Linked DNA regions of Mus musculus: regions 1, 2, 4, 5, 6 and 7 are each linked to region 3. The links are chromatin loops, found by intact Hi-C in ENCODE. Cell type or tissue: heart. All regions are shown on one strand. Region 1 overlaps Rcl1 (RNA terminal phosphate cyclase-like 1). Region 2 has its middle 21 kb from the start of A930007I19Rik. Region 3 overlaps Jak2 (Janus kinase 2). Region 4 holds the start of 9930021J03Rik (RIKEN cDNA 9930021J03 gene). Region 5 holds the start of Rcl1 (RNA terminal phosphate cyclase-like 1). Region 6 has its middle 3.7 kb from the start of Gm9895. Region 7 overlaps Gm35922 (a long non-coding RNA gene).

Region 1 (4,000 bases), 110 kb after region 3:
GCAAAGATGAAACCAGGAACTTCCCCATGCAGATCTCCATCTGCTGCTACAGACTACAGAAGAAAGTTCAGGATTCTTAAGAACAGTTGTTAAATTTTCAATGAAGCCACAGAGAAGGAGGAGGGAAGCTGCAGTTGTGGTTTGGTGGTAGAGCCCGCCCTTGCCTAGCAGTAGGGGGAGACGTGTGCTTATGTGCTTCCGTGTGCATATTTAACAGGAGACAAGTGTTAACTGAGGTACCAGAGAAGAGCTCACAGCGAACGCTGTGAAGATTCATGAGGCTGTTTCTTCCCACTCCCTGCAACAGAAAGCATGGCATTCCCCTTCCTGAGACAGCGGTTCTTCAGGCACACTGTCAAGAAGCTTTAGGGGGTTCGAACCGCTGCCCTAGGACACTCAGTGTGACCCCAGTTAAGCCACAGGGCTCACCTGGAGCATTCACTAAACGCATAGGCTCCTAAGGGTTAGACGAAGTATCCCCATAGAAATGCCTAGAATCACAGAGCCTATGTAAACACACACTCTCCTCTTTCCTGAATTCTATGTTGTCGGGGCATAGGGGCCAGAAATCTTCCATCAGCAAGCATCCCCCGTGGCTCTTATGGAGCAAGCTGAAGGAACACTGCTAAGTGAATAACCTGGTGTTCATCTGCAATAAAGCATCACACAGACACCTGTGGCACACTGGTCCTGATCCGGCCAGCCTCCCCGCCCCAGCCACATAGTTCTAAGCCTAAAGTACACAGAGAGCACCTGAGGAACTTTCATCATACGGATTCTAGACGGGCACATCAGTGGAACAAAACTGGGAGTCAAGAAATAAACCCACAGACTTAAGGCCAAGTTAATAGCCTTATCAGGAATAAATCAGGCAAATGATATGGGAATGACCAATTATTCACAAGCAAAGAATGGAGGCTTTTGACTCCTTCCCAGCACACGGAATCAGCTCCAGCTCTTCCAAGGTCTTTGTAAACGCTGAAACTATAGGGTGAACGCCATTACGTTCGGACAACGAACAATTTAATGGTTGCCAAAACAGAAACACCAAAATCAGAGCAATGAGAGAACCAAGAACTCTACAGTAATTTAGGAAAACAACTAAAAAGACAGGCAGGAGATCCAAGTACAATGGAAAGAGGCTATCTCGTCTGCCATTAGGGAAATGAAAAGCAAGTCTGCAGGAAGAAACTACTTCATGCTCAACTGGTGGCACTAAGAAAGGCACAGTGACACGTGTGATGGGAAGCAGCGGGTAAGCTACTGCACACGCCATGACAGGAATGTAAAGTACGGCTGCCTAGAAAACAACCAGCCCTTCAAACTCAAGCACAGAGATGCGTGCTCCAGGGAGAATGCATGCCCCGGGACAGTGAAAGCACACAACCTGCAAAACCACCTACAAACACACACACACTCGCAGCGGTGCTGTTCATAAGCGCGAACCACCCAATAAGAGCACATAAGGAGAACACCCCAATGTCCACCGACTGACAAAAGAAAAGGCGTGTCCTATTCATGGGGTGTTATCAGCACTTGTATGTGCTCCAACAGGATAAGCGCTGTAAACTGTGCTAAATGAAAGAAGTGGTTGCTAAGGACCTATATCATTACATAGGGTTATGTTGTTTTCTAGACAACGGTCACAAGAGCTCTCTATTACTGCGACAGAGCTGGGACGACAGCGGGACAAATGGGCAGCGACCACAAATGGCACAGCGTTTCTTTCCGGGGTGATAAAAATGTGCTAAAGTTAGACTGTGGTTATTCAACTCTATGAGTATACTAAAGACTATTAAACTGAACACTGTAAATGGGTAAGCTGTATGGCCGGATAAATTATATTTCTACACATCTGTGAGTTTAAAAAATGTACTAATCCCAGGTCCCAACCCTAGTCAGTTACAGATGAAATTAAGGATGAAGCCTGCTGCGGTGAATGTGCCTCCTCTGTGCTTGATCCACTCACAGGAGGGAAATATACCAAGAGACTAGATCATAGCAGATCAACTCACCCTCTGTGTGAGCTGTAGGCATGTCACAAGACAGGGACCAACTGCTAAGCACCATAGCTCAGGTGAGATATACTTTGCTGACCCTCCATGTAAGACCATACGACTTCATCTTTACAACGCAAGCCCATTTAAAATTCTTCCATAGAGCCTTCCTAGCCACTAGCACTCATCCATCTGATCCTTCGCTGTCTTAATGGAGTTTCTACAGCGTTCTCTGCTTAGTGGCTACATAAGTGACTGCCAGCTACACAGTGCTGACCCTCTGGGTAAGTCACACAAGTATCTCAACAATGATGGCCTGCACACATGAAACTCTCTCCCTGCTATTGAGACACTAAGAACTGAAGCGTTGGGGGTAACTGAGAAAGGACTTCAGCGATCTTGGTAATTAGGGGAAGTCAGCTCTCCCCCTGCTGGCTTTCTGGTCTTACTGACCATGGGAATTCTTTCCCTCTTTTTTCCTTTTTTCTTCTCTCTCCATCTATCCATCTGTTTCCCCATCTTGTCTTAGGGAAAAGAAGACAAAGACACAAACCCCACAGATAAACAAGCCACACACACGTGTGAGCCAAGTTTCTAACTGGCAGCCTCGGAGAAGAAAACACCAGGACCTTCCTCCCCACTTCTCTGCAGGCTGAGGGGAGGACAGCTCGGTCTCCCTCACTGCTGCGTAGACTAACACAGGCCTGAGGCAAGCTTCCCTCTGGGCCTCATTCAGCTACTTCACTCTGAATCATTCAACTGGACTAAAAAAGCCAGATGCCCTCTCCTGCTGGCAGAACTCCTGGGAACTTGAGCTTGCTTGGTGTCTTGGAGGAGGGTGGAAGAGATGCAGACCGAGGGTGCAGGCCTGTTTATGTACAGCATTGAGGAACTTGTAGCTTTTGGAACAGTTAGGAAAAGCAAAGGTTGTTTGACTTTCTCCACAGTGTTTTGCCGGCCTCTCGGGCTGTCTGAGCAAGCCAGCAGAAGATGGGTCTGAGGGGCATTTCAGAATGCCCTTCTTCCACCTCCAGCCTCATTTTCCCTACCATCTTAAACCCAAACAGCTTCCTTAAGAAAGTGAAATTGGCTGGGCTGTGGTGGTGTACACCTTTAATCCCAGCACTCGGGAGGCAGCCCCAAGTAGATCTGAGTTCAAGGCCAGCCTGGTCTATAGAGGGAGTTCCAGGACAGCCAGAGCTACACAGAGAAACCCTGTCTTGAAAAAGAGAAAAGGGCTGGGTGGGTATCTGATCCAAAATCAAGGAGCAGCTTTTCTTATAACCCTCTTGGGGCAACTAGAGTTTAATGCAACTTCTGAGTAAATGATCTTAGTTTCTCACTTGACAACTGGATCTGCACTGTTTTGTCTGTCTACTTATCTATCTATCTATCTTTCCCTTTAGAACAAAGTGATTCACTGTTAACACGAACAAGACTTTGCTATGAAAGCCCCCACTCTATCTGACAAGGTTTCAGAGACTTCTGGAAGCTGAGATAATTGTCCCTGTGTGCTTCCAAAGGTTGGTTGTTCCCACTGTCACTGTCAACAAGCAAGGACCATCTGCCCACAGAATCTCCATGGCCAGGCCTGGACTGGCTCAGGCTCAGCCCCTCCAATGCCCTTGGAAGCACAAGAGGGAAGCAGTGATGGGTCAGCCTCTTTCTGGTGATACGAACAGAAAATCCTGCCTCCTGTTTCACCAACCCAGGTTTCTGTGTCACCTGGACACAGGGTTAGGGTTGCCAACAAGTTAGGTCTAAGGAGTTGTCCTAGAAGCCGAGAGACAAGATCTGAGAGCAAGGAAAAACCGCGTCACATGGTTCCCTGGTTCCCCGCAGTCATTACATGGCAGCTTTTGAGACCAGTGGTGTGTCTGATGCCAACACTTCAACTCTACTCCAAGAATGACGTTATTAAACTTGGTTCAAGGCAACAGGAAACAGAACTGGTTGACTGTGCCGCTGGCACACAGCCAACCACTCTCCATAAGCAATATCAC
Region 2 (4,000 bases), 250 kb before region 3:
CTTTAAACACAGCAGTTGGGAGGCAGAGGCAGGTGGATCTCTATGAGTTTGAAGCCCACCTGGTCTACAGAGGAAGTTCCAGGATAGCCAAGGCTACACAGAGAAACCCTGTTTTTTGAAAAACAAAACAAAACAAAGGAAACAAAACAAAAGTCATTTCTTGTGCCTGCGGTGCCACTGCCCATGTTTTCTTTGAACAGTTTCGGCATTCCAGGCTCCACAATAAGATCTTCAATCCATTTAGAGTTGCAGCCTGCCTTTGGTGCAGGTTTATAAATACGGCTCGAATTTCATTCTTCTACGTGTGGACATCCAGTTCTTCCCACACTTTTTGTTGAATGAGCTGTTTTTTTTCTCCAGTGTGCATTTTTGGCATCTTGGCCGAATATGAGATGGCTGTTATTATGTGCGTTTGTATTGTATTTGGGTCTTTTTCCCCCCCATTAGTCTACATGTCTGTTTTTGTGCCAGTACCATATTGTTTTTATTTCTATATCTCTGTAATATATAGCTCGATATATTAATAAAATATCTTTTGGCTATTTTCCTTTTTCCATGAACTGCTTGTTCAGTTCATCAGCCCATTTACTAATTTGCAATTAGTCTTATGAGGTGTTTAATTTTTGCTGTTTTTGTGTATTCTAGATTTACATTTATAGCTGGCAAAGATTTCCCCCCATTTTTCAAGCTGTTTCCTTATGTTGGTCACACTTCCTATTTTGAAGAGTTTAATTTATATCTCACATAAATATTATACTTTTAACTGCTAAAAATTGGTAGGTTAAAATGAATAGTTTAAACTTGGCATAATATATTCTAGATAATATATTATAAGCATTAATATTATATGATATTATATGGTAATTATTACCATTATGATAATGGTTCTGTAATCCCAGAACTCAAGATATCTGAGGCAAGAATGACTTTCAGGCTAGCTTGGGCTACATAGTGAGCCCCTATGTAAAAACAAAAAAAAAATTTTTTTTTTCTATTATAAAAAAAGAATTATAGAAGTCATTGTTAAAGTTATCAGAGACTCTAACGTTGGGAATGAGAATGGAGCAAGTCTTAGAGGAGATAACTCTGAGTCAGGCCCTGGAATATGGGTAGACCTGTGATGGCAGAAGAGGAGGCAGGGTGCAAAGTGTGCAATCAGGAGCAGGAACACGGAGCTCGAACATCCTTTACACGGGCCTAGTTGCACCTCCTAGTCGCAGGTGCGTACCTCACCTCAGGGCCCTCAGTAGCACAAGCAAGGGCTCCTGGTCGCTGTGCCCATTAATGCTTTAAACAGCCCCTCCACAAATCAGTGAGAACGACATCTCTGGCAGAAGCTTGTCCGCGTGAGTGTTTTGCAGCCAGGATTGAGATGCTCTGTATTAAGAACACGTAAGTGGGGAGGGACAAACTCAGAAGCCGCTCACAGAATCTTTAGTGGGGTAGGGGTGGGGGGTGTCACAGGCGGTATTTACCTTAGAAGCAGTTTGAAAGATATTCTCCCAGAAAAATCATAATAATGAATCAATCTAAAAATGAATGTAGATAATTTCCCACTATTGTTCTAAAAGAAAAAAAAACTCCAAATATTTTAAGTTTCAAAATATATCCCCCTTTTATGGAAGATCATTCCCAATTGAGTCTGATTGACAGTGAAAACCGCTTACCTGCCAGGAGGCTTGGAGGCAGTAGGGCTAGCATGTGAAGCTCCTCCTGGACGCTAGGTGGCGCCGTGGACTGAGACTTGGTGAAACGAGCTTCAGAGACAAGTTAGACTGGGAGAAAGGTCTTGGAAACTTATTTCTCCAACCCTTCATTTGGAGGGTTTTAAATTTTATTATTATATTAGTTATTATTAATTGTTAATATTTAATGATTATCATTATTGTTATTACTATTACTGTGTGTGGACGAAAGTTGTCTCCTTTTCATATGTTTCATATTTGTGTGGTTAAACTCAGAGAAACTCCTCAGAGCTACAGAGAAAGCAATGGCGACTGTTCCCTGTATGCCCTCCAGAACAGTGCTGCAGCTGCAGGGTCAGCTCCAGGGGCTTAGCGGAAAGGAGGCTGAGACAACCCTTTCTGTTCGGCGACATCAGCAATTTGCCCACTAGGAGGCACTAATAAGCGATTCACAGTCAGGAGAGGGTTGAGTGGGACCCTCTAGCCCACTATCTTCTCAGCTGGAGGAGTGAGGCCACAGTGGCTGGGTTTCTTGTTCTTTCTCACCAACAAAAGCTTTCTTTGAGTGCCGGTTCGCTAATTCCCTCCCCTGCCTCCCTTGTTCCTCAGGACCTCGGACCGCAGCGCTTCTCCTCCGAAGCTTGCTCGCTATGTCCCTGTCTTTTGCTCTTAGCCCTGTCCACACCCTTGGAAAGAATCCTGTGGTTATGCCTCTTGAATATGGCATGGATCTCCTGCCGGGATGCTCCGGGGTTCTGTCTCCTTTCTCACTTCCCTGTTCCACATCCACCCAGTTCTTCTCTCTAAGTAACCGACTCTTTTGGGTTCCCATACTTATAAACATGCAACCGTATAGATAAAGACATGCTCCTTTCAACGATTTACTCAAACTATGGCATACTTGAGTCCTGCACCATGATTTTATTTCCACATAAAATACCCTAAAGATCTCTCTACAGCAGTTCACAGAGATCTTCCTTATGCCAATTTATGGCTGAATTGTATTCGACTTAAGAAGAATACAATTACCTTTTAACCAGCTACTTATCAGTAGAAGTGTAGATTATTTTCAGGTGGCTTCTATTATAAGTGTTGTCATAAGGAATAACATTGTATAAAGGCCATTTGTCCTCTGACCTTTATTGGTCTGAGGAAATATATCAGATTGAGTAAATTGCCTCAGGTTTCTTCTTGGCAAAGCCCATGTCACAATCATTAGAAGTAGGAGGCTGACACCCGTGACCTATATTCTACAGGATATTACCCCACAACATATACTGTCTATTTCCACCATTCCTCCCTCCCCCATTCTTCTTCTCCTCCAGCTTTCTTTTCCTCTTTTAAAAAAAAAAAAGGTTCTGGCTCTGTTGTCCAGTTTAGTCTTGAACCTATGAACCCAGGTGATCTTTCTGCCTCAGCCTTTTCTCCAAATTGCTTTAGTAATATTGATTAGATTGATTTATCGCAGCGACAGAAAAAGCAAGCAAGGACAGAGAGTGGAAGACTGGGGTTTTGGAGGGGAAGAGGAGAAAGGTGGCCTGTCCCTGAGAAGAGAAAGAGCAGGCAAGCATTCTGTGCAGAGCAAGTCAGGGTAGGGGCAGCGGATTTGAAATGGATTCTGTAAGAGTCGGAGAACTGGTCTCACTTGTCACAGTTCCATACACAGGTTGAGACCTCCAGGAGGAGAACAGAGCCTGTGGGGGCCTGGCCCTGAGTGCTGTGGACCCAAACACAGCAGCAAGATTCCTTATGTAGGCCTGCGAACAAAAGAAGGACTCTCCTGAGAGTGTCTCAGAATTCTGCCAAGATAAAAGGGTCCCATCAGACATCGAAGGACAAGCAGATAGCAGCACAGCAGCGAAGAGGCCAAAGACCAGACATGCCTCCGTTTTTAAGCTACTGTGTGAGCCTGATGCCCTAGAATTATGGAGTGGGTGAGTAATTAAACTTTAAGTAAATGAAAATGTTCACTCTGAGCCATGTGTCTTATCCTAGGAGCCATTTCTACCACACAAACTTCTTTGTTTGTTTGTTTTGTTTTCTTTCCCTTCTCTTCCTTTTCTTCCTCTTCCTCTTCTTCTCATCCTCATCCTTCTTCTCTCTTTCTCTATCTCCCTCTTTGTTCTTCCAAGAAAATGAGCTAAAACTATTTTTTTTCAAGTCACAGATTAGTTGCGCATCATGAGCATGGTATTTCAAAGTGGTTTTCTTGCTTTGTGGGGGGTGGGTTTAGATTTCTGCCACAGCTATACTATCCCAAGGTTCGGTGTTTTCTCATCCACAGGACAGGATTATCAATAGAATGACTTGAAGCC
Region 3 (4,000 bases):
TGCACACTTACAGCATGGACTAGACTTTGACAAGAAAAAGAGTTTGAGGAGACATGGTTCCAGAGTGGAAGAGCTTCCTACTCTTCCGGATTCCACCCGCCCTGGCCCTGTCTGGTGCCACCCCATGACTGCCTGTAAGCATCAAGGGATCTGATGCCCTCTCGTGGCCTTCCCAGGCACCCGAATTCTTCCACATACACACATACACACATACACACACACACACACACACACACACACACACAGAGTAAAGAATGGGGAATGAGGATTTAGACAACAAAAAGCACAGTACTATTGGCAGGGACAGGGATATGGAAAACAAGAGTGTATGTCCTGGAACATACAAGTCCCAGCGGAAAATTAAAAGTTTGTAAATGATCAGACTATGAGTAGTCCCATGTCCCCAGTTAGCTAGAATCAGGCCACCTGAAAACATTGTAGTAGAGATATAAAAAGCACTTCGTGTTTCTACACTAACTTGGCAGAGTGTGTGTGTTGCAATCAGGAACACATGCCGCTTCTAATCCAACAAGCCCTTCTCTGTTTCACAAAGTAACACATATACAAAAATACTTTTGAGTAATAAAACATTAAATGTGTGGCTTGCTCAAGAAAATAAATTTTAAGAAAGATTTTTTTTAAAGGACAAACATGGCTCTTTTAATAAGGTTTGCTCGAAATAAAAGGTGCATCAGTAACTCACAGAGATGGTGGAATCATGTGAGAACTGGGAACTTTCGTATTCTAGTTCATGTGCCAAACTCAGCCAGTTGGCTGTTCTCATAAATAAGCCTTCATTGAAACACAGCGTGCCATTTACTTATGCACTGCCTATGACTACTTCTGTGCTACAAAGGTTCCACTATAGACTAGCAAAAGAGACAATCTTGCCAACACCGCTTAAAAACTATGTTCTTTAACAGAAAAAAAAAAATCTTTGCCAACCAATTTAAATCAGTGATTTTCACAGTGTGGTGGTCCTTGGAAAACAAGTAAGAAATGCAAATGTACAGGTTCCACTCCGGACTTACTGAAACACAAACTCTGGAGACAGAATGCAACAATATATATTTCAGTAAATCCTGTATGTAATTCTAAGACCCACTGGATAAAGGGACCGTTCTGTAGTAGCTGGAAAGAGATGCGAACCCACCCAAAGTCTTCCTTGAGGAAGTCAAGTAAAGGCCTAATAAGGCTTTGGGGCAACTGTCAGAAAGGACTTAGCCTGGAGTGAGGAAAAATGCGATTGAACAGTGGGAAAGGAGGCTCTTAAGTAATGCTGTCAAGTCTCTCCTATGGCGACCCAGGAAATACAAACAGAGCGATTGAGCACGGACATTGAAGCAGTGTCTTGTCTAGGGGCCTTTACAACTCAGATAAACTATTCCTGCTCTATGAAATGGTGGGGAAATGTAGAGGGCTCAACACTGTCTTTCTAGCCAGCAAAGTATTATTAAAATAAGAAAGGCCTGGTTGCCATGGCAGCAGGGAAGCAGAAGAGAAGTTGGCATCTTAGTATCTCAGACAACAAAAGCTCTGGCACAAAAGCCTTTCAGGGACATTCAAGATCCAAATTACAGCAGTAGTATAAAATATCAGTTTTCATTTGGGACAAAAAGATTATCAAAAAATGTAGTGGTAAGAGCCCTGTGCAGAAGAAAATAAAAACTATGAAGTGTCCAGAGAGGCAGGTACACAAGAGGAGTAATTACAATGTGAATGAACCTCACAGACAGCATGCAGGCATTCTTAGAAGAACCTAGCAGACGTCATACAGGCATTATTAGAAGCAGGACATTATGCCATTATGAACTAAGGCTTTGCATTGAAAACTGTTATCAGAAAAGCCAGCTGCAACCAAATGAAAATGTTCCCAGACTATCTCCACTTGAGGAATCCTGAAAGTTAGCAATTTATTTATTATTTTTAAACCAAGGAAATACTCCTTGTTGGGTCAAACAACTTAGCATTAATACTCTTGGGGGGTCTGGTGCTGCTCTGATTCTGACAATTCCTCAGCCCCTTGGTATCATCCTAAGCACTGCCACATTGTCATTTCTTGTTCCACACTGTCATACACTAAATAGCAGCTTTTCATACAGTAAACTCTGAAGATACAGCTTTACAAAGACACACACCCCCATAGGAACGGATGGAACTTCCTACCTCTGAAACTACCTCAGGTTAAGTGGTGAGAGCCAGCCTTCCCTGGTGCTCTAACACCTGACACAGTTTGGGAAACTAAGAACTAAGCGAGGGAGCCTAAAAAGGAAAAACAGTGTAATGGGGGAGGAGCAAAGGACAAGTCTTTGCGCATCTTAACCACCAGGGGGCAGCACCACGGGGCTTAGGCATCAAACCCTTCCATACAGAGGCTGTAGATACACTAGCATGCAGTTTCTCTATGCTCTATGGAAGCCGCACCAGGGACTGACCAGCTACGCACGGGCCAGCTAGGAACCTCCTTTGCCTGCCCAGCTCTGAGAAGCTAAGACGTTCAGAAGCGACCAAACCATTTACTGCTCTGCATGCATCCAATCGACCCCCACACAAGGTTCTGAGAAAGTAAATTTTAAGTTAACACTGCTGTTAAATGGGAAGAACACCATTATCCTAACTTAAGACTGCACGCTCAGATCTAACTCCAAAGCCAATGGTCTTCTCTATTTTGCCAGAAAGGGATCCCATCTTTCAAGAATAGCCTATCTGGGTAAAGTAGAGAAAAAAAAATATGTTTACTTTTCACACTCAAGACACCTTACTCAAGACACCTTCAAATTACAAAGGAAAAGACACTAAAAGAAACAAATGAAGCCCGGTGGGTGGTGGTTTTAATCCCAGCATTTGGAAGGCAGAGGCAGGGGAAATCTCTGAGTTGGAGGCTAGCCTGGTCTACAGAGCAAGTTCCACAATACTCCACAAAAGCCAAAATAAACATAAGTGCTTATCTAGCCTCCACACACTGCAGCTCTCCTGTACAGGTAAATGCTCATGCCTGTAGCACCGCTCAGTACTCTCAGGATAAGTCCTGGGCACATCCAGTCTGCAGACGTCCCACACTCAAGCCAGCTCACATACAACCAAATGATCTTAATAGCTGGAACCGTAAACAGTAAACAGGTAAAGGATATAGAGAAAGAGGACCAGAAATTGATGATTCATTTTCAAATCCGCTGGGAACTATATGAGAATATTTGCAGTAAGCCAACAACTCACTCATACAAACCTATTATGAAACCAAAAGCAACCTCCGGCTTCTTTATTCCCACTTCTGTTTCCCTTCTCCGCATTTCTCCTCCTCTCTGTGACACACTCAGCGGCTCGGTCCTTTCATTCAGGGAAAAGGAGTTTCCCCTGATAGACTAGTAACCACCGGAAAGCAATCAACCAACAAAGCAAGCAGGTGAATACAGGAAGCATTCAATGTGGCAGCAGAAACCCAGCAAAAACAACCAATTTGTTCCCTCAACAGGTTATTTCAATTCCTTGAAAATTAAGACTGGGGAGAAAGGGGGAGAAAGAGACGACTTATTGTTTTCCTCTGCAAGACCACACTGTAAAACCAACAAAGACCGCTTCTTTAAGGATCCAAGAGACACAATAAATACCACCCAATTACTCTCCCACAGCAACAGGAAAAGTTCAACACTGCCATTTTCGCAGTAAGCAACAATTAGTCCTGCCGTTGTACACAAGCATCCAGCCTTCTTAGCAGGCACTGGCTCGCAGATCTCAGACACCCTTGTCTTTAACTGCAGCACCCAGGCAGCCCCGAGCGCTAACACCCACCTTCGCGGGAGGGAAAAAAAGGGCCTCTTCTTCTGGGGAGGGAAAACAGTTCACATCTTGTTCCCGTCGCCTGCTTCAGGAACCTAAAAACAGAAGCAGCAAGTCACTAACTCAAAAACCCAGGGCCAATAGATGCTCTCTTTTTTTTTTTCTGCGCTGTTTAGATGACTAGAAAAATGTACAGAAGAATAAGAAAGAGGGGGGGTCGGGT
Region 4 (4,000 bases), 550 kb before region 3:
TGTTAGAGTCAAAGAAGATAATGACTACCAAGTGCTTAGTAGCACAAGGTTCAGAAAGTGGAAGCTATTGTGTAAAGTTTTGAAATGGGTCTGGTGGCTAAAAGAGGACATTTTCTTGAGTTTGGTTGGCTTTAGATTTGTGGGCTTTGTCAGAGGAAATGAAGGAAAGGCTAGCCATACAGTTGTCAGTTGCTGAAGTATAACTGCCCCACCTTTTCATCATGAACCGTGGTATGTCTGAGAGAAAACTATAAATTCCAGATAAATACATGCATGTGTATAAGTCTGTGTATATGTGAAGTACTTTAATAACTTGTATTCCTGTTGCACTATTTTACTTACAACTGGTATTTAACTTACTGAGTCCCCACAAGAAAGTTTTACACTATTAAATGTTATCAGTCCTTTAGTAGTTAAAGTCTTTGTTTATAGTCGCAAACCATTTTGAAGGTGAGATAATCTCAACCATTTAGTTATGAATATCATGTTTAAGATGCATTTCTATAGTTTTGGTTTTATGTTTCATTCCAAGTTTCAAGCAAGTTTAAGTCTGAATATTATGTGCATTAGAAAGCTGTGACATCTATTTGGGGTTCATTAATTTCCCCGTCATTTTAAGCAACAAGTAAACTAATGTAGTGAGTCCATATTTTAGTCATTTAAAAATATGTAGCGAGATTTTAAAGCCACACCAGTGACAAGCTGTACAGCTTAGAATAGACATATGGAGACTTTTTAGTGAGATTGCATTCTCTTAAATTCTTAGCCGAACTTAAGATCTCGTGTGTTTTTCGGTTTTTAAAAGTCAATAGAAAACAGGACTCGCTTTCGAGAACTAGAGTTCTACAGGCCACCACTCTTCTTTTGAGGAGCTCTTAATTTTTCTTTCTAAACTTTTCTAAACGCTGGGGTTTTTTTTGTTTTTTTTGTAAAAAACAAAACCCAGTCACAAGGAAGGAGAGGTACAAAGAATATTTTACAACGGAGAGGATTGAATCTTGTTCACTCTCGTTATTCACTTGTGTTAACAAAGGTTATCTAGTAACTGCCTTGAGAAAACTAACAGTAAAATTTTTAGAACTAGTAAGGGTCTCACCAAAAGGAAACTTTCAGTCTATGGTTCACCTTCCAGACTGCGCCAGCGCAGGCGCTCTGTTTCTCCCTCCACCCCACCCCTTACAGACGTCCGCATATTGATGACATCATTAGTCCGCGCCACACCCTGGGCCTCCGAGCCTGTGGGAGAGCCAAGTCCAGGGCTTTCGCGTAGCGGGGCGGGGCCATCCCGTGCTACTACGCATGCGCGCCGGGCATGGCGGAGGCAGCTCTTTCTTCGCCTCTCTCCCCGGCTCTCCCCGGCCGGGGGGGCTGAGTGCCCTCCCCCTTTCCTCCCCGCCCCTCCCCTCCCCTCGCCCCCTCCCGCCCAGCGGGGCTTCTAACTGACAGTCGTCGCCCGGCCCGGTCCGTGCGCCGCCTCCTCCTGCCCGGGTCCCCCCGCAGGTAGACAGGGGCGGGAGGGGGTGTGAGGGAGAGGAGGAGCCGGAGCCGCGGCGGCCCGGGGCTGCGGCCCACTCGGGAAGGAGCCGAGCCCTCTTAGTCCTCGCCCCCTCCCAGCGCCCCGTCGGCCCGGGAGGGGGTGGGGCGCCGAGGCCCCGCGGGCCGGGCCGGGTGTGGAGCGTGCAGCCGGCGCGGGCCGCGCGCCGCCGGGGGGAGGGGAGAGGAGGGCACCTAGCTCTCCTCTCCCCCCTCCCCCGCGCGCCATGTAACCCCGCCCCTCGGGCGCGAGCCTGAGACCCCCGCGCGCGCGGGTCCCCGGCCGGCCGGCGACGGAGGAGAGCAAGGCCCGATGCGGCAGGGGCTGCGCGGCGCCGCGGATCTCTGAGGAAGCGGCCCGCGCTCCCGCGTCCCCCGGTGCCCGGAGCGGCCGCTCCTCTCGACCCAGCCTGGGCCTGCCGGGGGCATGAGCGTGCCGGAGCCACCGGGGGAGATGGAGCGGGCCGCGGAGGAGGAGCGGCCGCCACCGCCGACCGGAGAAGGGAACGAGGAAGAGGTGGTGGTGGCAGCGGCGGCCCGGGCCTCGGGGCTGGTCCGCCGGAGGAGTGCCTCCTCGGTGGACGAGGAGGAGGAAGCGGCGGCGTCGGAGACGACGGTGGTCGCAGGCGGTGGCTGCAAGGAGCAGGAGCTGACCTACGAGCTGCAGCAGGGCTACCGCATCCTGGGCGAGTTCCTGCAGGAGAAGCACCGCGGCCTCACCGCCCCTTTCCTGCAGCCCTTGGGGGGCGTTGCCGCCGGGGAAGAAGAGGTGGCCGAAGGGCGGCGCAGCGGGGGCCGGGGCAGTCGCGTCCCCCCGCAGCAGCCCAGCCAGGGCATGTGTCTGTTGAAGATGGAGGAGAAGTTCTCCAGCGGCCAGTACAGGGGCATCACGGAGTTTGTGGCGGACTTCAGGTTGATGCTGGAGACCTGCTACCGCTTGCACGGTGTCGACCACTGGATCTCCAAACAGGGCCAGAAGCTGGAGATGTTGCTGGAGCAGAAGTTGGCGCTTCTCTCTCGGTAAGTGAGCTCGGGTCCCCGGTGGGACTGACAAACCGACACAAACACACCCACACACGTGTCCGAGAAGGGGCTGGGCCAGGGCCTGGGGGGCGGCGCTGATAGGTGCTGAGTTGGTGCTAGAACCGCGGGAGGAGGAGCGGCCGCGCTGGGCGCGGGACCGGAGGGGTGTGGTGGGCACCCACGCCAAAGCCGAGAAGGTAGCCCTGTCCTAAGAACCCCAAACTCGGATATAACAGGTAGATAAGGTTCAAGACGTAAGACCTACCGGAGAAGGCGAAAGCCTTTTTGTAGGATGGAAGTTGAACCCGCCACTTATAGACAGTTTACAACGGCACGTGGGGCGAGATACCTTTAGAAAAATAATGTTGCTCGTAGGGAATGATAGTCGAGCATACTGTCTGTTTCAACCATTTGGAATTTAAGTGTGATTAAATGTTTCCGTTTCATGAGGAAATTGAATTTTTTTTCAGTGACAAGAAATGAATGCACCAACACAACGTCTTTCATAAGTTTAGACTTGCATGGTGTGGGCCTGTCGGAGACTTTTTCCAGTGCTAGATAGAACAGAGGGTTTCAAGCATGCCAGACAAGCACTCTTGAACCCAGCCTCAAACATTTTTTATTCTACTAGAAATTATAAATAATTCAAATTGTACAGGGCTTTCGGTATACACCATCTATATGATTCCCCCCCTTTTATTACTAAATGAAATAGAGAAGAGAAAATAAGTTAACATAGGACACTGAAGGTGTTTTATACAATAATCAGTATATAGTGAACATGAACCCAGTTAATTTAACTTTTTCAGTAATGGAAAAGTTAAAATATTAGAAATGTTAATTAAAGTAGATTAATTAATTACCAGGATTTTTAATTTTGTGTGTATGAGAGAGTGTATGTGCACTGTGTGGGATGGGGCATGATCATGCAGTGGAAATCAGAAGAAAGTGTCTGGTGGCCGCCAACACTCTACATTTTTTCCTTTGGGAAAACGTGAGATTTGCATATTTTTTTAAGAGACTGGAAGCTAGCAAGCCCCAGCCAGCCTCCAGTCTTCATCTCCTTTGGAGCAGGGGTTACAGGTTGGTTCCATGGTAATAGGATCTGAACTCAAGTCCTCCTGATTGGGCACCAAGGGCTGTTAAGTGCTAAGTCATCTTTCCAGCTCCTGGAATGGGGGTTTGAGTTTTATTACCGGGCTGAGCTTGACTGATTGACTTTTTGACCTGTTTGCTTGTCTATAAAATAGGGTCTATAAAATATTCCCTACTAAAAAGGTTGCTGTGAGGACTAAATGAGGTTTTTTTTAACAAAGTCAATAATATAGGTCATGTAACTCAATGTATTAAGCACAGTAGTGTAATAAAATGAATATTATCTCAGATCTGGACTTGGGCATTGTATGAAATGTGTAAAATCTGTTATTCATTTGTCTTTGGCTTC
Region 5 (4,000 bases), 150 kb after region 3:
ACAGTGGTAGCAATGAAATTATTAAAAAAAAATTCAGACATGATGAAATAATCTAGCCCTCTAGTAAGAAAAGAAAAAAAAAAAAAAAAACCTCGCAAAAATAAACATACCAGCCTGACCCAGGAGGTCTCCTGAACGAACTACAACCCCCCCCCCCCTTTCAGGCTACTGATAGTTTTTTTTTTTTTTCTCTTTTTGGTTTTAATTGGTTCAATTGTCTTTATCAGAAGGGATCTTGGAGACACTTTTGAACACGCACCTAAATTCTAGGGGAACAGCTGCAAACCAAAGCCATTTAACAAGACGCGGGTTCAAATGATGGGTTCAACCTATCTATCTACCTTTGTGAGACAGATAAATCAATAAGACCTTTGAAGCCTGCAGTTTAATGTTTGGCCTTCCTTTTCCTTAAGCCAAGACAACTACGTCTACGACGTAAAAACTATCTTGGTTGAGCGCTCAGGAGCAGACCTGTAATCCCAGCACTCGGGAGGTGGGGAGGTAGAAGGAACAGGACTTGAAGGGCATCCTCAGTTACATACATAGTTTGAAGGCAACCTGAGCAACATGAGACTCCGGTTCAAGAAAAACAAAACAAAACCCTATTACAAAGCTTCGCTACTGCGCACATCGGTGACTAATAGAAACAAGCGCATCGTTTAAAAATAAAATTTTATAATACACTTCCGAAGAGATAGGGCGGGGGTGTGGTGGGGGGGGGAGGAGATAAATAATGGCGACAAAAACTGGTGTCCAAGCGGGGCAGCGGTTTCAGAGACCTGCTTTGGATGAGATTGGGAAACCAATCTGTGGTACTTTTCTCTCTAATGTCTCACTCAATCACTAGATGTTGGTCCAATAAACTGTTTGTTTTTCTCCAGGGAGGTTTATGGCGAAAGCAAGAGACTCAAGAGAGGGAAGCGAGTGGGCGATGCCTACGATTCGTAGCAACAAGCTAGCCAGGAAAACGTGCAGCTGTTTACTACCCGTGCCCAGGAGCCACAGGGCATCCTTCCACGCGTGGCGCAGCTCGCGGACAGATCTGTCGCCCGACCACCATCCCTCCCACGCGCCCAGTGGCCACTCCGGGCTACGACCCCGGGTCCTCCCTCCTCGCGCCCCCTCCCAAGTCACCTCGGAGGCCCGGGTTGTCGTCCCTGGCGCGAATCCTGCGGATCTTGACCGGTCGCCCGCTCAGGGTGGACAGGACCAGCCGCTGGCGCAAGAAGTTACACCCCGCGTAGCTGAGTGAGTGCGCCTGGGTCGCCATGTGCGCGCCGTCCGCAGAGGCCCGGGACCCGGGACCCGGGAGCGCGACCAGGACCAAGGCAGCCCCCGACGCGTCCACGTGGTTTAGAACAGGAAGACAGAGCGACTAGACACCGGGTCAGAGGGGAGCGGGGCGGAGCCAGCGGCCGCCCGCCCGCCTCCTCCCCTGGCTGGGGCGGCCCGGCCTCCGAGGCACACTACCATTGGCCCACGAGGGATCTGGGTGTTGCCCTCTCTGCGTCGCCATTGGTCTGCGCTGTAGCTGGGCGGTGCTCATGCCGCGTTGCCATTGGCCGGTAGTGAAAGAGGGCGGTGCCCGGGCCCCAGCAACAGCGCGCGGCTGGAGGGACCCAGTTAGTGCTGCGGGGAAACCCCGGCGCCCAGACGCCTTGGGGGTCTGTCTGTCTGTCTGTGCCGGACTTTCACGGCCTATGCGATAAAGGAGGCAATGGCTCCGCCTGGGTGCCCACAGCTGGTGGTACTTAGCAACGTACCTACGGCAGCCCCGGGCAAGGATGCTAGCTAGCCTCTCCCGCGTTTTCCTGCCACCGAAGAGAACAGGATTGACACGCTTACCCTGTTGTAGGCGCCTTGTCTGGGTCTGAGCCGAAATCCTCTGAGGTGCAGCCTGCAATCTTTCACTCCCGGGAAATTGCCAAGCTGTCAGAGGCTGCCTGAACTAGGACCCCGAGCCTTTAGACAAGAGACCGCTGCTTATTTTGTAATGAGGGGCCTCTCTTTGTCCCTTTCTCAGCTGCCCCTTCGTTCATATTCTTTGAGTTTGGTGTCAAGACATATCTGTAACCTCGCATGACTCAAAATGGACAGTTGCAATAACTTCAAGACATACATGCTCATGCATGCACGGGGGATGGGTGGGTGGAGATCTTGCTTTTCCATCTGTCCTGTCATCCAAGCTTGCACTACAAAACCTTTCTAAATATTGTACTGTTTCACGCCTCCATTAAAAAAACAATCAAATGACTACCAACTTAGGAACGCAGTGGTCTTAGTGTTAGGTTTACAGCCAGCCATTCACGGGCTGTAACCCCAGACCTTAAGTCCCAGAAAGCACAGTGAAGGATGGAGTAGAAGCTGGAGAAAGAAAAAAAAGGGGGCCATCCTAAGCGAGTGAGAGTCCCAAGGAAACCCCGAGGAGCATCAGTGGCCATCAGAGAAGAGTCTACGGATCAGCCCTGAAATCCACTGAGGCAGCTAACCCACTTACCACAACGCCATTCTGTTAAGACTGCCTTTACACAGCTAAGCGGCATCTGACAGGCAGCGTTCTTTGGAAAAGCTCCAGGACCCATAGGCTCTCCTCTAAACGTTGTTGTGAAGAATACTAAAGCACCAGGGGTACTTTCACATCAGGAATGGATTTTTCATTTTCTTTTTTAATGCTATCTCGTTTAATTACTCAATAGTCTTTAGAAAAAAGATATTATTCAATAAAGAATGCTCACATCCGTTCAGAGCTCACTGCTTTCAATGGAGACCTTCTGAGTTTTATTCCATCAGCGTCTCACCTCTGCTTCTAGATTTTCAAACCCACCTGGAATTGCAGGCCAATAGTACTGAGGTATCAATTCTCCTAGTCTTCAGGCAATGACTGTCCTGGGCTGACATGGAAATACCCAGGCTCTCTTTGCACATCCAGGAGGTAACTCTGGGGTGTCCTTTCAGCTCCAGTTTCTGGCTGTGGCATCCTCTTGGTTAAGCACCATCTCCTGGCTTCTTTCCCTGTATCCCTTCCCAGCTTCTCTCTGATACGTGCTAGAAATAACTCTCAAATAAATTATGTCCACTCTCATTTTTTGCCTCCGCGTCTTCTGGGCAATTGAGAATAAGTCCTGACTTATAAAATCTGAGAACTGAGATGTAGAAGGGGGAGGGGGAGCTTGTTGTAAGCAACACAGTAAATGGCAGAATCACAATGACAGCTCCATTTACTAAGCTATTCTTTTAGACTTCTAAACCTTCTGGGGGATGCGGGGGTAGGGGAGAAGCGTCTTCAGCATAGTTGGAATGCAGCAAAAGCCACATAGAAGAGAGCTAACTGGCCCAGTAGCCAGAATCAAGTGCCAGACAGGGTATCGAGTAAGCCAGCAGACAGTTTCACTCATCACCCCTAGACTCCCTGACTGGTCTTTGGTAGCACCTTCACTAATGCCATCTGAGGTAAAGATGAGCTGTTTCACCAAGTCCTGTCCACATTGCATAGCCACAAATTAGTGCCAGCTACGGGGTTGGGTGATTTGTTACACAATAATAAGTAACTGAAAGTCATTCAGTGTGGTACAGACATTGCTGTTTTAGTTTAGATAGCTACGACTGCACATCCCTGAGCAGTAACGAATTAGCAACCCACAACAAATGTTTGCATGATATTACAGAGTGAGTGCCAGCAGGTACCACACTGAGAGTCTTGTCTATGGGACCTTATTTTGTCTTCACACCAAGATAGCTCACAAGTTGGACTGTAAGTGAATAGAAGCTTACAGCACAGCTCTGTAGAATGCCGCCTATGTTTATATTCTGTACAATTTATTAATTTGTTCCTAGGACCTTCTGCCTAACTAAATGGTAAATGAAATGTGTCTCACTCCGTGATTGCTTCTGTAACACTTCTCTACTTATAAGGACCAAAATCTACTTGACTAAGCCATAGGACATTGGGAGAAATAAATTTTTCCTACTACACAGACAAAGCTTCTTAAAAACCACACCT
Region 6 (4,000 bases), 190 kb after region 3:
GAAACCAGAACACAGCTGATCTCCCTCCCTTCCAGTGCAGAAAACTGGGGCTATGTGGACATGACCATGTAAGGACTCGGGCATTCCTCTAGATTTATTCCACACACACACAGTGGACTTGATGCTTCTGAGCTCAACCCCATGCAGCTTTCCCTAGAGTTTTCCCTAGAGTTGCATGTTAGCTCTTCAGGAATGGGAAGCTCTGCCCCCCATTAACTCAAACACATCTGTATGCAGTCTTCATGCCACTTGGGCTCCTATGCTCATACCAGACACCTCCAAACAGGACACCCCCCTACGAGTCAGTTTGGGTCACACTGGCTTCTGGTTGCCTGTTTTGCTTGGCTCCTATCTAACTGTATACCAGGTTATTCAAGGAAGAAAATGAGAAATTGTATCCGTTCTTTTGTTATTTTATAGTATTTGTTTTAAAAAAATTATCATACAAGGTATTAGTCATCACAGTATTTGTTTGTTTGTTTATTTTTGGGACAAGGTTTCTTTGTGTTGTCTTGGCTGTCCTGGAATTCACTCTGTAGACCAGGATGGCCTTGAACTCACAGAGATCCACTTGCCTCTGCTTCCCAAGGGCTGGGATTAAAGGCATGCACCACCACCACCGAGCCCTTAAAGCATTTAATTTAATAGATTCTCCTTTCCCTCCCCTCCCCTCCCCTCCCCTCCCCTCCCCTCCCCTCCCCTCCCTTCTCCCTCTCCCTCTCCTCCCCTTTCCACCCCTCCCCTCCCTGCTCTCCTCTCTTCTTTCCCAGGAACTCTATGCTATGGTGTGACCTAAACTGTGTGATTCCCTTGAATTACGCCCTCTTGTGCAAGGAGTCTGTGCTGTAGACTCCTTGCTTCCTCCTTCGAGTCCCAATTCTCTCTGCTTTGGGCTTGGAGCCTTGGGAAGACAGCAAGCACCTCAGGATGGTTCCTCCTTCAGGGCCCCTGGCTGAAGGTCTGCTGGCAGAAGAAACCAGTTCAGCCGGGGCCATGGTCTTGCCTGATAGTTGGCTGTTGGTTCAGGCCAGCCCTATCAGTCACTTGCACGCCGATGCCCTTTGGGGGAAGGGGAAGAGGCGTTGGCTACGGAGCCCCAGCCTTTAACTGTGGGCTGACTTCCCACGTCTCAAAAGACTGCCAAGACAGCCCTTCAGACAGCTTTGTGAGGGAAATGGTTTTAAAAGGTTAGTCCAATTAAACACCCATAAAGGAAACAGTAGATGACTAACAGAAATTACAGGCTAGCTACACTCTTACTGAAATGGCAGACTCATTTGTGTCTTTGAGTAATTTCATAACACACAGTGCTTGCTCATAGAGAATGAAAACTAGGACCATTAGGAGTGTCCATCCAGTCCTTTCATTACCTCCCAGGCCTTGTCAGGTTGCGTTCCCTGGCTTCTCTCATTCAAAGCACGCCATCAGAAACCAAATTACTCATACAAGTGAGAGTTACAGACAAAGTAAATACGTAAAAATATAATCCAATTGAGCTGCCTTTGAGGCTTGAATTTCCAGCAAAACATTTCCTGGGACGGCATTTACGTCGACTCAGCGCCACCTGCCGGTAGGTGGAATCTTAGCAACTGAATGTTCATTGGCCAGGCACGGCCACGTGGGTAGAGTGGGGGCGGGGCAGCTCATTCCGCCTATTCATTCTGAAAGCAGTCAGGTGTGTTGGTGAAGTGCCAGGCGCTGTGTCCTCAGTGAAAGGAATATCATCACTGCCCTGTCTAGTGCCGTACTTCTTAAAACTAGGCACAAGCCGGAATCATCCTGAGATGAAGTTCAGACTTTTAGACTCTCCTCTAAAAAGATTGTAGTTAATGGACTAGAATAGGTCCTGAGAACCTGTATTTTTAAACAGAATGGCTGACTCAGCAGTTCTCAACCTGTGGGTTGCGACCCCTTTGGGGATATTTCACAGGGGTTGCCTAAAATCGTCAGAAAACACAGATATTTACATTGCCATTCATAATAGTAGCAAAATTACAGCTATAAAGTAGCACAAAAAATATATATATATGGTCGTAGATCACCACAGCATGAAGAACTATATTAAAGGGTCACAACATTAGGAAGGGTAAAGACGACTCATCTAGGTGATTCTGAGGAACAGGAAATCCATGAGGAAAAAGTAAATATAGAGAAAAGCCGAAAAATCTGTAAAGGCAATGGGGCCTGGGACTCCCCTACTTCTGCAGGTAGCACGAGGAGCCACAGCCAGAGCAGTTGTAGGCAACTGAAGGCTTAGGTTTGATTACTAGTGTAAGATGGGGGTGTGAGTATGATATGAATGTTGTTGCCCTGCTTTTAACTATGGCTGCAGGTGAGCCCTGGGCTCCCATTCATGTCCTGGATTGACTTGGTTTTGAATATAAGAAACAGGTATAGGTCCTATAGGTCCCCTTCTCAGCATCCTTCTATCCCGTGGGTCCTGGGGGTTGAACCCAGGTCATCACTGCTGTCAGCAAGCGTCTTCATGCACCGAGCCGGACCCCTGGCCTTCTAAGTCCTTTTGTTTTGTATTGGTTTTGCTTTGCTGGGAATGAACATGGCTTTCCTGCTGAGCCCCAGACTAGCCCGTTCTTTATATGACATCACACCATGCCCACAGCTGATCTGATCCAGCCCCTGGAATTCCTTTTATATCTGTGTAACTTTCTCCACAGATATATGTCTGTGGGTGCTATTTGGAGTCAAAAACAGACTTTTTCTGGATGTCCACTCTTTGTCCCTAAGGGGCATGGAGAAACTTCTCACTCTGTTCTTCTGCTGTTGATACAAAACACAGTTCTTGCCTCAAATGGGATAGTTTATTCTGGAGCCAAATGTGGGTGACCACAGCCCAGGAACACAGATCCAAGCAGACCAGAAAGATAGATCCCACTGCAAAGGGCCACATGAGATGTATTAATTATGGAACAAAGTCATAAGTCAAGACAGTTACCAAATACACTGGTGGAGACAACAGTTAGGCAGGCTACAGCAAAGCAGGGAACCTTTGTTATAGGTCCCAGATGTGATCTGCTAACATCCTAACTTCTGGGTTGGTGGAAACTGGTGGTCTGTTAAGAATACATCCTGGGTCAGACACAGGGATGGGCAGTGCATGGCTTTCAAAGATATTTTGCTCGGGTCTGTAACAGTCTTTGTGTATGTGAGGATGTGTAGATGGGTGTGCTTGTGTGTGTGTGTGTTTATGTGTGTGTGTGTGTGTGTGTGTGTGTGTGTGTGTGTGTAAGGATGCCCTTATAAGTGCACAAAGGCCAGGCCAGCCGGGAGAGGTCAGGGGACAGGTGACTTCCTCATTTGCTCTCTGCCTTATTCCCTTAAGATAAAGGAACCTGAACCTGGAACTCTGGTTTTCACTAGGCTGGCTGGACAGCAGGCCCCAGGATCAACCAGTCTCCACGCCTCATTCCCCCTTCCTCAGTGCTGGGGTTGCAGGTGCCAGTGGCCATACCTGCTCTTTCAGTGGGTGCTAGGGATCTGAACTCAGGTCCTCTGGTTGTATATCTGCTGTTCTCCCACCCCCAGTCAGGCTCAGAGACATCTCCCCAGTGCCTGGTCCTCAACAGTTTCTCTCTCCAAGATCATTAGTTCTTCTTCAGTTTCAGTATATATGGTATACACAGGTATACAGGGATGTTTCTTACCTGTTTTCATAGGTCATAAATAGATCACTGTCCTAGTTAGGATTTTACTGCTGTGAACAGACACCATGACCAAGGCAACTCTTAAATAAGGACAACATTTAATTGGGGCTGGCCTACAGGTTCAGAGGTTCAGTCCATTGTCATCAAGGTGGGAGCAGGGCAGCCTCCAGGCAGGCATGGTGCAGGAGGAGCTGAGAGTTCTACATCTTCATCTGAAGGCTGCTAGCAGAATACCGGATTCCAGGAAGCTACGATGAGGGTCTTAAACCTTTGCCCACAGTGATACACCTATTCCAACAAGGCTACACTGTCTAATAGTGCCATGCCCTGGGCCAAGC
Region 7 (4,000 bases), 480 kb after region 3:
GAAGGAACGAGCTTAATGCCCTGTAAGTGCAACGATGATTAGCAGACCAGAACTCCTCCAGCCATCCTGCGAACGTAAGGAGGGCCTACTGAGGTAGATGGATTTTCAGGGATGTAAATGCAGGGGAGGCATAACCTAGGTGTGATGGGGGGACCCAGGTTCTCCCTGGGACAACAGAAAAAGAAAGACCTTTGTTTTGAGCAAGGAGGGAGTCTACTTCTATTACTGGAGATTTGTTTGCTAGCCAATACCTCAATTTGTTGCAGTTTATACTCTAGACACAGAATGATCCTGCAGTTAACACAAAGAAGGGGGGATTATCCAGGAAACCAGCCTTGCTGGACACAGGGGCTCAGACGGAGATTAAGTCGGCTGTTACCAGAGAAGAGCTACAGGGGCCTTTAAAGGTCTCTTTCAAGCTCGTAAATCTAGATTCTATTTCCTTCCAACCGTTTCTGTGGATTTTTAGTGCAACCAGAGGATTGGAATTCACAAAGGGTAAAATATTATTTCCAGGTCTGAGCTTGTACAGGAACAATTCTATCGGAGGACATAGCATCCTAAGCCTGTGAATAACTAGAAGTAATAATCCAATAACTTCTGCCAGATGCACAGGTTCTTTGTTACCCAGATGAGTCATAATCGTTCATGACCTGAGACTAGAGAGGTCTTGGGATCTAGGAAGACAGCTATTACTGTTATTTTTATAAAGAAGCGTAGCAAAAAACCAAACAAACAGAAAACGGAAAGCAAACATGAAAAGGGCTCCTAATAATGTATTGCTATACCCATATGTCAGCATATCTCTCAGCCCTAGTCAGAAAAGCTTCCTCTGTAGCAGAGAGGAACTAACTCTGAGACCCATACATGAACAATGGCCACAAACTTTGGCCAACCCAGCCCTAAATAGAATGTCTTTCTCAAACTCTTCCCTTCAAGGCTCAGGGATCCAAGAGCCAGAGATGGTGGATGCCTTCCAGACACAACAGGAGGGCTGATGCACACATGAACTCACACAGACTGTGGCAGCATGCGTTAAGCCTGGCACACATTCAAGACAGACAAAATCCTGACACGGAGAAGGGGAAGTGGACACTAAGTCCCACCTCTAACCAAGAAGCTGTTTGTAATACCCACTGGGAACAGGAAAATCAGTTTCTTCTAATGGAGCAATGATAGATATATCAGCTACACTCCATGACATTCTGAGGAGCTGATGGTCAACACAAAATGGACTCTATGTGTGTGTGTGTGTGTGTGTGTGTGTGTGTGTGTGTTGCTTTTGTTTATTTTGTTTTTGTTTGTTCTGATTTCTTTTTAAAGAAAGAACATGAAGTTGGGTGGCTATGGAGGATCTTGGAGGAGTTAGGGGAAGGGGAAAGGATATGATAAAAATATATTACACAAAAAGATTTAAGCCAACAAATAAAAATAAGAACTTCATAGTAAACTTAGATATTTGCTTATCCAGGGATAACAATGGTATAGCAGTGGTAGACATAAAAAAGAAAATTCAGCTTTATTCAACTCAAATGTTACTGAAAACTGGCAAGATTGTAAAGGGTGATTTAAGAAGACAAAGAGGTCGAACCCAGCTTCTCTCACTCGTCCATTAAGTGGATCCTTCCCTGGTCACTAGGATACAAACACCAGGAAGCTAGTGCGATGACCTCTGCTCTCTTTTAGTCTTGTTTCTCCAGTGAGGCCTGGCCACCAGAACACACACCACTGCTTGCTCTCAGAGAACCCAAGCTGTGTAGAGTCCCTGGTTTTCTTGGCAAAGTTTGTGCACTTGAGAAAGGGAGGCAAACAGGAAGTGTAAGCATAGAATCAGAGTTCAAGAGAAGTCCAGCGCAGTTGTGGGACACGATTTCCAAGGAGCTGGATATATTAATTAGGTGGTAGTGACACCACCTGGTCATCATGAGCATCTTCCCTCACACGGAACACTGGGAAAGGAATAGACTTGGCTTTTCTGCTTAAGCCATGTTAGATGCAATTGCAATTACATCAGAGGTACAAGGGCCTTGATCTTGAGAGGTTTAATCATCTATGCAACAGAAAAAAAATGCATTAATGCTAACTCCCTTACTTCAGCAGTTTGACTCTGGAGATTAGGAGGTATGGAGTCCTGATACCTCGACTTCTCTGGGCATCCCAACGAACACTCAGATCAACCCAGGCAAGGCTTTGATGGATAATAAACCTGATAAAATACTAAGGAAACCATGGAACAATAGAATTATAGGTCATTTGGAACTCATAGAATAATCTATGAGAAAGAGATCCTTGTAGGTTTGTGTGAAAAGCAAAATTAAAACAGCAACAAGAAGATGTGGTCAAAGTTTCACTTTTCTTGCAAGTCTCTCCCATGGACTCTTTGGCTGTCTCATCCCAATACTAAATCAAAGAACTCAGGGCAGTGAGTGTGGTCACTCAGCCCTGTAATCCTGGGACTTGGAATTTTAGCTTTCTAGTGAGTTTGGAGCCAGCCTTGACTATATAGTAAAGCCCTGTCTCGAAACACACAAAAGATTAAGAAAACAACAATAATACTAAGACAAGAAAAATGAGGGACTATTCTGGGTTGTCTGGAATATTCTAATCACCACTGTGTACAACCTTCAGATTTCCACTACTGGAAGAAATTCCTAAGATAAGCAGTTCACAAGGAGAAAGCACACATTTTTGACATGCAATTTCAGAGGTCCATGGGCACTTAGCCATGTCGCTCTGGGCTTGTGGCAGTTTGGCATAGTACAGCAGGATCATAATACAGTGCAAAAGACTTGTCACCTCATGGTGTCCAGAAAGCAAAGAGTGGAAAAATAGCATCCTTGAAGAGCATGTGCCCCAGGGAACTCTCCTCCTTCCACTACCCCTCACATACTAAACGTCTACAGCTTCCATGGATGCGGCCATTGAGGCTTGAACACATGGGCTTTTTGGAGGGCAGTTATGATCCAAACTAGTAATATACTACTTAACAGTGATACAATTATCCCATTTAATCTCTATTTTAGAACCATTTAACTTCTAGAACAAATGAAATGCTCTCAAACCCGAGTTTTTTGATACCTTGTATAATTATATTTCTCTCACCTTTACCAAATCTATCAGTTAGGGTTTTGTCAGAAGAACAGAAATGACTCTACCATGCTCAGAATTATGGACTTAACGTAGATCTTGGACTTAGGAGGCCTGGAAGGAAAAGCAAATAAGAGAACTAGAGAAGCAAGAGGAGGAGATGGCAATGTGACACTGTGTGGCATTCAGAGATCAGTATCTGTATGATGTAGTGGTCAGCCTCAAGGACCAAGAGACTAAAAGGGAAGAAAACCCATCATTAAAATATACGATTCAGTTCCTAGGCCAGCCAATACTAGGAATGCTGAGCACAGTCACCCTCGCCAGTGTTGGCAACAATGAGGATCCACAGTTAGTGCAGAAGGCTGGATCACTGAAAGGCCATATCTGCTTCCACAAATACCAGCAGCTACAAAAGAGTCTGAGGAATAAACAATGTCTCTTCCTTCTGCTAGCATTTAGCAGAAAGCCAAATCCTACAAGCATTTGGAGATTTGGGGATGTAGCTGTGGATGCCTGACCCTAACAATACAAAACAGACAGAATGTGGTCCTGGAACTGAGGGAAAGAGGGAGGTAACTGTCCTACCAAGTAAAATAAGGCAAGATGTATCTCCTAGAAGGCAAATGAACATGTGCCATTTGGAGGCTCATGCACGGTCCTGAGGGGTATTAATGCTGTAATATGCTCCAGTCCTAGTTGAGCATTTACTGGTTCCGACATGATGGGCAGAGAATGGTGCTGAACTCACACCCATCCATCCAACTCATCCAAACATCCAACCCAATCAATATATATCTATCCATTCAATCCCACTCATCTACCCATTTTCATTTGGTTCAACCCATCAATTCAACCCATGCAGCCAATGCATGAATGCACATATCCATCAACATGTATCATACATTATTTC

Evidence for each region. Hi-C counts contacts between places; a loop is a spot of excess contacts. Peaks named below come from ENCODE experiments on the same cell type or tissue, not always from the same donor. Only the 100,000 strongest peaks of a DNase experiment are listed, where the experiment ranks them.
Region 1: it touches region 3 in a loop (2.1-fold over the local background); 12 of 42 quality-filtered maps call a loop at or near these places.
Region 2: it touches region 3 in a loop (2.1-fold over the local background); 2 of 42 quality-filtered maps call a loop at or near these places.
Region 4: a loop joins it to region 3, with 7 times the contacts of the local background. A loop is called at or near these places in 2 of 42 quality-filtered maps.
Region 5: it touches region 3 in a loop (3-fold over the local background); 15 of 42 quality-filtered maps call a loop at or near these places.
Region 6: a loop joins it to region 3, with 7 times the contacts of the local background. A loop is called at or near these places in 32 of 42 quality-filtered maps.
Region 7: a loop joins it to region 3, with 11 times the contacts of the local background. A loop is called at or near these places in 10 of 42 quality-filtered maps.

The regions. Positions count from the first base shown.
Region 1 is chr19:29,138,670-29,142,669 of GRCm38, reverse strand. The region is part of intron 8 of Rcl1 (RNA terminal phosphate cyclase-like 1); the gene reads right to left. Among named protein-coding and RNA genes, the nearest start is that of Mir101b, 5.4 kb to the right of the region's middle. In heart, a CTCF peak has its summit at 2,426 (motif pointing left); no DNase peak of the experiment used is centred here.
Region 2 is chr19:29,499,431-29,503,430 of GRCm38, reverse strand. No RefSeq gene overlaps it. Among named protein-coding and RNA genes, the nearest start is that of A930007I19Rik, 21 kb to the left of the region's middle. In heart, a CTCF peak has its summit at 1,732 (motif pointing right); DNase peaks (open chromatin) are centred at 1,720 and 2,200; H3K4me3 peaks cover 616 bases; H3K27ac peaks cover 776 bases.
Region 3 is chr19:29,252,309-29,256,308 of GRCm38, reverse strand. It overlaps Jak2 (Janus kinase 2), which reads right to left. Exons shown (of 25, transcript NM_008413.4): 2 at 3,790-3,872. Among named protein-coding and RNA genes, the nearest start is that of Jak2, 2.5 kb to the right of the region's middle. In heart, a CTCF peak has its summit at 2,321 (motif pointing right); DNase peaks (open chromatin) are centred at 2,358 and 3,868; H3K4me3 peaks cover 2,074 bases; H3K27ac peaks cover 2,007 bases.
Region 4 is chr19:29,803,835-29,807,834 of GRCm38, reverse strand. It overlaps 9930021J03Rik (RIKEN cDNA 9930021J03 gene), which reads left to right and starts at 1,826. Exons shown (of 8, transcript NM_172836.3): 1 at 1,826-2,553. The coding sequence starts at 1,961. In heart, a CTCF peak has its summit at 2,300; DNase peaks (open chromatin) are centred at 1,234, 1,974 and 2,624; H3K4me3 peaks cover 3,279 bases; H3K27ac peaks cover 2,301 bases.
Region 5 is chr19:29,098,775-29,102,774 of GRCm38, reverse strand. Rcl1 (RNA terminal phosphate cyclase-like 1) reads right to left here and starts at 1,400. Exons shown (of 9, transcript NM_021525.2): 1 at 1,135-1,400. The coding sequence starts at 1,270. In heart, no CTCF peak of the experiment used is centred here; a DNase peak (open chromatin) is centred at 1,524; H3K4me3 peaks cover 2,498 bases; H3K27ac peaks cover 2,236 bases.
Region 6 is chr19:29,061,632-29,065,631 of GRCm38, reverse strand. No RefSeq gene overlaps it. Among named protein-coding and RNA genes, the nearest start is that of Gm9895, 3.7 kb to the left of the region's middle. In heart, no CTCF peak of the experiment used is centred here; DNase peaks (open chromatin) are centred at 1,021 and 1,591; H3K4me3 peaks cover 1,151 bases; H3K27ac peaks cover 2,124 bases.
Region 7 is chr19:28,774,925-28,778,924 of GRCm38, reverse strand. All of the region lies in intron 2 of Gm35922 (a long non-coding RNA gene), which reads right to left. Among named protein-coding and RNA genes, the nearest start is that of Gm35922, 17 kb to the right of the region's middle. In heart, a CTCF peak has its summit at 1,927; no DNase peak of the experiment used is centred here; H3K27ac peaks cover 379 bases.